2 separate regions of the Homo sapiens genome follow, and region 1 is linked to region 2. Evidence: chromatin contacts called from ENCODE Hi-C data. All regions are on one chromosome and are shown on one strand. The core of a region is the stretch at or near the end of the contact, and the rest is flanking DNA. Distances in the headings are between cores, read along the strand shown. Region 1 overlaps RGMA (repulsive guidance molecule BMP co-receptor a). Region 2 overlaps LOC101927025 (a long non-coding RNA gene).

The links. Hi-C counts contacts between places; a loop is a spot of excess contacts on that map. Pooled maps may share reads with other maps.
Region 1: a map of sigmoid colon shows a loop between it and region 2 (3-fold over the local background). The contact joins two enhancer-like sites. A Hi-C loop is called at or near these places in 3 of 168 maps with a recorded cell type or tissue (ascending aorta, psoas muscle and sigmoid colon) and 9 of 50 pooled maps.

Annotation. Positions count from the first base shown.
Region 1 is chr15:93,036,299-93,038,998 of GRCh38, reverse strand. RGMA (repulsive guidance molecule BMP co-receptor a) reads left to right here. Exons shown (of 4, transcript NM_020211.3): 4 at 1-2,700. Among named protein-coding and RNA genes, the nearest start is that of RGMA, 52 kb to the left of the region's middle. RefSeq lists an enhancer at 2,669-2,700. Within about 2 kb of position 1,423, at least 13 of the 41 ENCODE cell types and tissues checked have a DNase peak (open chromatin) inside an H3K27ac peak, as active enhancers do.
Region 2 is chr15:93,149,730-93,152,429 of GRCh38, reverse strand. All of the region lies in intron 4 of LOC101927025 (a long non-coding RNA gene), which reads right to left. Among named protein-coding and RNA genes, the nearest start is that of RGMA, 62 kb to the right of the region's middle. Within about 2 kb of position 1,330, at least 2 of the 41 ENCODE cell types and tissues checked have a DNase peak (open chromatin) inside an H3K27ac peak, as active enhancers do.

The DNA of each region.
Region 1 (2,700 bases), core at 174-2,673, 110 kb after region 2:
CTCTGTCTCCCAGTTCACTGACTCAAATGTTAATTTCCTTTGGCGACAGCCTCACAGACACACCCAGGAACGATACTTTGCATCCTCCAATCCAATCAAGTTGGCACTCAATATTAAACAGTTTCGGCCGGGAGCGGTGGCTCACGCCTGTAATCCCAGCACTTTGGGAGGCCAAAGCGGGCAGATCACTAAGTCAGGAGATCGAGACCATCCTGGCTAACACGGTGAAACCCCATCTCTACTAAAAATACAAAAAATTAGCCAGGCGTGGTGGTGGGCGCCTGTAGTCCCAGCTACTCGGGAGGCTGAGGCAAGAGAGTGGCGTGAACCCGGGAGGCAGAACTTGCAGCAAGCAGAGATCGCACCACTGCACTCCAGCCTCCAGCCTGGGCGACAGAGCAAGACACCGTCTCAAAAAAAAAAAAAAAACAACTAACAGTTTCGTTCATTAAGGCAATGTCCATGGGGCAGCTCCTGCATGCCACGCCACCCCTGCCCTGACATACTCCCAGGCTGACCAGCCAGAACTGGGGAGAGGGCATCTTGAAGAAACAGTCCACCCTCCGCCCTCGCATACCTGTGTCTCCCAGCAGACAAGACACACAAGGGCAGGGACTGCACTTTCCTGTGTGCAAATCTCAGGTATGGTCCAGAAATCACATCTCTTTGGTCTGATTGGCCTTACTTACCAAACCCTTGAAACAATGGAAAGAAGCTTGCTGCAATGGGAAGACCCCTGCCCCCCAAACCCTCTAACCAGGAGTCTACAGACCTCATTCCGTGGAAGTTCCCATTGTCCCCTGGGAAACCACCACCTTCTGAATCGGCACAGCCAAGGCCCCCAACCCTGCTATCAACAGCTTTCCTTAGCCACCTTCCCCATCCTGCAGGGCTTTTCAACATTTCGACTTTTTAATCCTTCCCTCCCTAAGATATAGACATGGTGTTAGTAGCAGAACCCTGAAGGCAAAGGAACAGAAACTAACACTCTCAGAAAGTCCTAGCAGGATGGTCTGAATTAATAGACAGCTGCAGGCAGCCAGTGTGCAAGGCACGCTCGTAATGTCAGTGGCGTTCCGGAATGAGGGCTGTGATCCCAGGCAGCCCAGATCCCAAGGCGAAAACATTCATGTCGCCCAGCATCACCCTGTCCTTGCCCAGGGTGACCCTGAGACGGCACTTGGATTCTTCCACATCTGAACTCAAACCTGCTCCCTCAGCTCTCCCCAGCAGGAATTGGAGCCCTCTCCAGGCCGTTCAGCCAAAGCAGAATGTGTCTGGCCAAGCAGATCTGCCCAGAGAAGAACAAAGACGTGTTCAGACACTGTCTGGGGAATTGGTTTTGAGCTCACTCTGAGCTCCATCTGTGCAACAAGGCCAGCGTCAGCTGTTACAGAGAAGGGGCTTGTGGCAGTTTATTACCCTGGTGAGCTGGCTCGGGGCCATGCTGACCGCAGGACTGTAAAGGACATAAGGCAGTTGGCAATATGGGAAGCAGCAGTCCCCAAAGCACCCCGTCAAGGAAACGATGCAAGAGCTCTGTCCACTGGACCAGCCCCACCCTACCCCGCCACGCCCTGGCCTAGGGGGAGGGACCTTGTGTTTCACGGGCCTGGATGGCCAGGGATGGACAGTGGCATGGGCACAGACACACCCAGACCGAAGGAAGGGCCCGGGCTCCAGAACCAGACCCGATCCAGGCTCCCAGCTCTGTCACCTACTGGCTGCATGAAAAGGGTGGGTTTTCCTTGTTTTGCAGCCTCAGCTATCTCAGCTGTGAGGGAACAATGACGCCACCTCCCTCACGTGGCGGTCCTGAAGATGAAATGTAATGCATGCAGCGCGGCGGCCGGCCCACCGTGTGCTCTTAGTAACTGGCCGCTGTTCTCTTCAGCCCTCCCGTTACTGACCACCTCGAGGGCACCGTTCCTCCAAGCTGACCATTTCCTGCCAGTCACCCACTGCCCAGCTCGCCCAGCCATGGAGTGGGCTCTGGTCCACGTGCATGGTGAGCTGCCATCTTTGTCGTCCTCTGGACACCACGTCTACCTCCTTGGGAAATAGAAACGAGTCCTGCATTGCTTTGTCAAATTTCACAAAAACCCTAGAAAGCAGATATTGCCCTGGTTTACAGACGGACAGACAGAAGCAAAGAGAAGCCAACTGACCCACTCCAGGTTACAAGCAGGGTCTGGTAGGAGAGCACGCGTCCACCCCACCGCTCACTGCGCCCACCTACTCCTCGCTTGAGGGCAGAGAACGAGCTGGGGCGGGGCGCTCCAGGGGGCACAGGCAGCCTGTGTTCAAGGCATGCTCGTGAGCCCCACAGCAGGGGCGGAGTCAAACCAGGGCTCTGGTTCTGGGGTGAGCAGAGGGTGGGGCCAGGCCCCCACTGGGAGGCTGACTGAGGAGGGGCTCAAAGGGCAGGCAGGCTCCATCAGAGCGGTTTGATGAGCAGGGCCGCTGAGTGGCCCTCAGGTCAAGGCTGGGGCCGGGACCACCAGGGACCAGGTCTGCGGGGCCAGGGGTCCCTCCCCAGGGTGGAGCAGGAAAACTCCGGCAACCGCCTTCTTGAGTGGACTTGACCTTCCCTTTCTCTGCTAATGATCTCAGATTAATCCCTTAAGGCAAGTGCCCCAGGGTGGGTGTTGGTTGCATAAAACAAGAGGAGTCCTTCTTCCCTTCCTTCCTGGCACAAAC
Region 2 (2,700 bases), core at 81-2,580:
GAAACAGTGTCACTTAATGCTGTTCACCCTCTCCTTCCACATCTCATGAGACACGTCTTCTTGGGGGAAGCCAGGCCACAGACTAGAGACAAAGATGCAAGGGATTGTGGGAAGTGGAGGCTGCAGTCTCCAGTGGGGAGCACGGCAGGTCTCTCTGCAGGATGTGTCCCACCCCCTCTTCCCACTTGCACACCTAGGAACACAGAGAAAGCAAGCAAACCAGCCAAAACACCCAGACACTCATAGCACTGAAAGTTTGGTACTCACAGCTGACCTGCTAAAATCTTGGAATAAATGTAAGAAACCACTTTATTTTTATCCCTGAACCTTTTCTCTACCCACCTGCTCATCACCAGCATAGAGTTTAATGCCTTTAAAGGAAGACTGCCTAGGTTTGAATCCTGGTCTCGCCATTTATAGCTGTGTGACCTTGAAAAAATTATTAACCTCGCTGTGCCTCGGTTCCTTTTCTGGGGGAAAGAAAAGTGAACTGCATAGAAAAAAAAAGATAATTTCACCGACCTACATAAGTGAGTTAATACATACAAAACTCTTAGCATGGTGCCCAGCATGTAGTAACACTAATTGTTAGCTATCGCTGTGACAAATTCTATGCCCATTCAAGACTGGAACTCACAGTCACTAAAGGGCAGGAATTAATGTCAGACTGGTATGAGAAGGTGGTGGCAACAATATTAGCATTGCCATGCAAAGGACACACATACCTGTATCATGAGACAGCGTAGATTGGTGGTTAGCAGAGGCTGGAAGGGGAGGAGGAAGGAGGCATGAAGGGAGAGAAAGAATATGAATGTATTAGTCACCACTGAACTGTAGGCTTAAAAATGGTAAAGACGGTAAATTTTTAAAAAAAATTATAAAAAAATTATTTGGGATTATGTTGCATTTACAAACCAATCTGGTACAAATCATATCTTTATATGAGTCATCCTCATTTTTTAAAAAAGTTGGGTTTATGGGGAAAACTTATGAGCAGAGAAGTGGGAGAGCACATGGAATCCTGTGAACTGTCATTGTCCCCAGCTCAGGCCAGCTGTGGCTGGACTGAAGGCCCCACGGCCAAAGCTTCAGGCAAGAAGAAAACGTCCCCGTTAAGCTGCACATTTTATGAGGCCATGGGGCAGCTACAGACACATGATTATGTAACAAATGAAGCTCTTGACCAGGATAGAAGAGGCAGCCCTAAAATTTAAAGGTTGGCACCAGCCGGTTCTGCCAATGATCTAACTCGGACCTGCTGAGCCAGCCCATGACTCTGCTGCCGAAAGGGAGAAGGAAGTAAGCTGTCTGCCTCTCAGCCCGTTCCCTGGCTCGTGGGGGATATTAACTACAAGTTCCTCCATAGGCTCCTGCTGACACCAGGATTAATGGTTTCCAAAGCATTCCATCACATCCGGGAGGGAGGTGCCGATAGGGCCCCCTCACTTATGTCGGATGGAAGGTGGACATGTCTAACATCATGAGCAGTTTGGGCAGAGCATATTCATAAGTGGAAAAAGAAGAGTTATTCATACATCCCCTCTGCCCTTTAACCTCTTCCCCCGGGACAGACATGTCCACATCTTTCCAGCTGAGGTCTCTCTCCCCCCTGTGGGGCTGAGCCAGATAGTCTCTCCTTTCTCCAGGGTGAGGACTTCCACAAGGATCCAGGTGCCAGCATTTGTCATGGTAAGTGATGTTGGGGGCAGAAGAGGGGGCTAGAAAACAACTCAAAGCAAAGTCAGGATCCAAGTTCATGTCTATTCAGAAATCCTCAATCTGAGCACTATGAACCAGCACATGACATAACATGAATTTCCATCAATCCAGAGAACAAAGTGTGTACAAAAAGGAGAGAGAGAGAGAGAAGGAAATGGTTTTATTTATTTATTTATTGAGATGGAGTCTTGCTTTGTTGCCCAGGCTGGAGTGTAGTGCCGTGATCTCGGCTCACTGCAACCCCCGCCTCCCGGGTTCCAGCGATTCTCCTGCGTCAGCCTCCTAAGCAGCTGGTATTACAGGGGCCTGCCACCATGCCTGACTAATTTTTGTAGAGATGGGGTTTTGCCATGTTGGCCAGGCTGTTCTCGAACTCCTGACCTCAAGTGATCCACCCACCTTGGCCTCCCAAAGTGCTAGGATTATAGGCGTGAGCCACCGCGCCCAACAAAATGATTCCTCTTTCAATATGTCCAGCTCAAAAGAAAGGAGAGGAGTAGACTGCTGCTCCTCATGTTCTCTTTGTTCCCCATCTCTGCCTCCTGGGTGCCAAGGAGCTCAGACAGACAGACAGACAGACAGGCAGACAGGGCGAGGCTATGCAGAACTCATAAATAGCTGAAGCCAGTCTGACCAGCAAGCCCTGTATAAGTTGTCACTGGAGACACAAATTACTAAGTTTGTCTCAAAGAGAAGCACAAAGGCTAGGCACAGTGGCTCACACCTGTAATCCCAGCACTTTGGGAGGCCGAGGCGGTCAGATCACCTGAGGTCAGGAGTTGGAGACCAGCCTGGCCGATAGGGCGAAACCCCATCTCTACTAAAAATACAAAAATTAGCCAGGTGTGGTGGCGCACCTGTAACCCCAGCTACTTGGGAGGCTGAGGCAGGAGAATTGCTTGAACCCGGGAGGCAAGGGTTGCAGCGAGCTGAGATCGCGCCACTGCACTCCAGCCTGGGCAACAGAGTGAGACTCTGTCT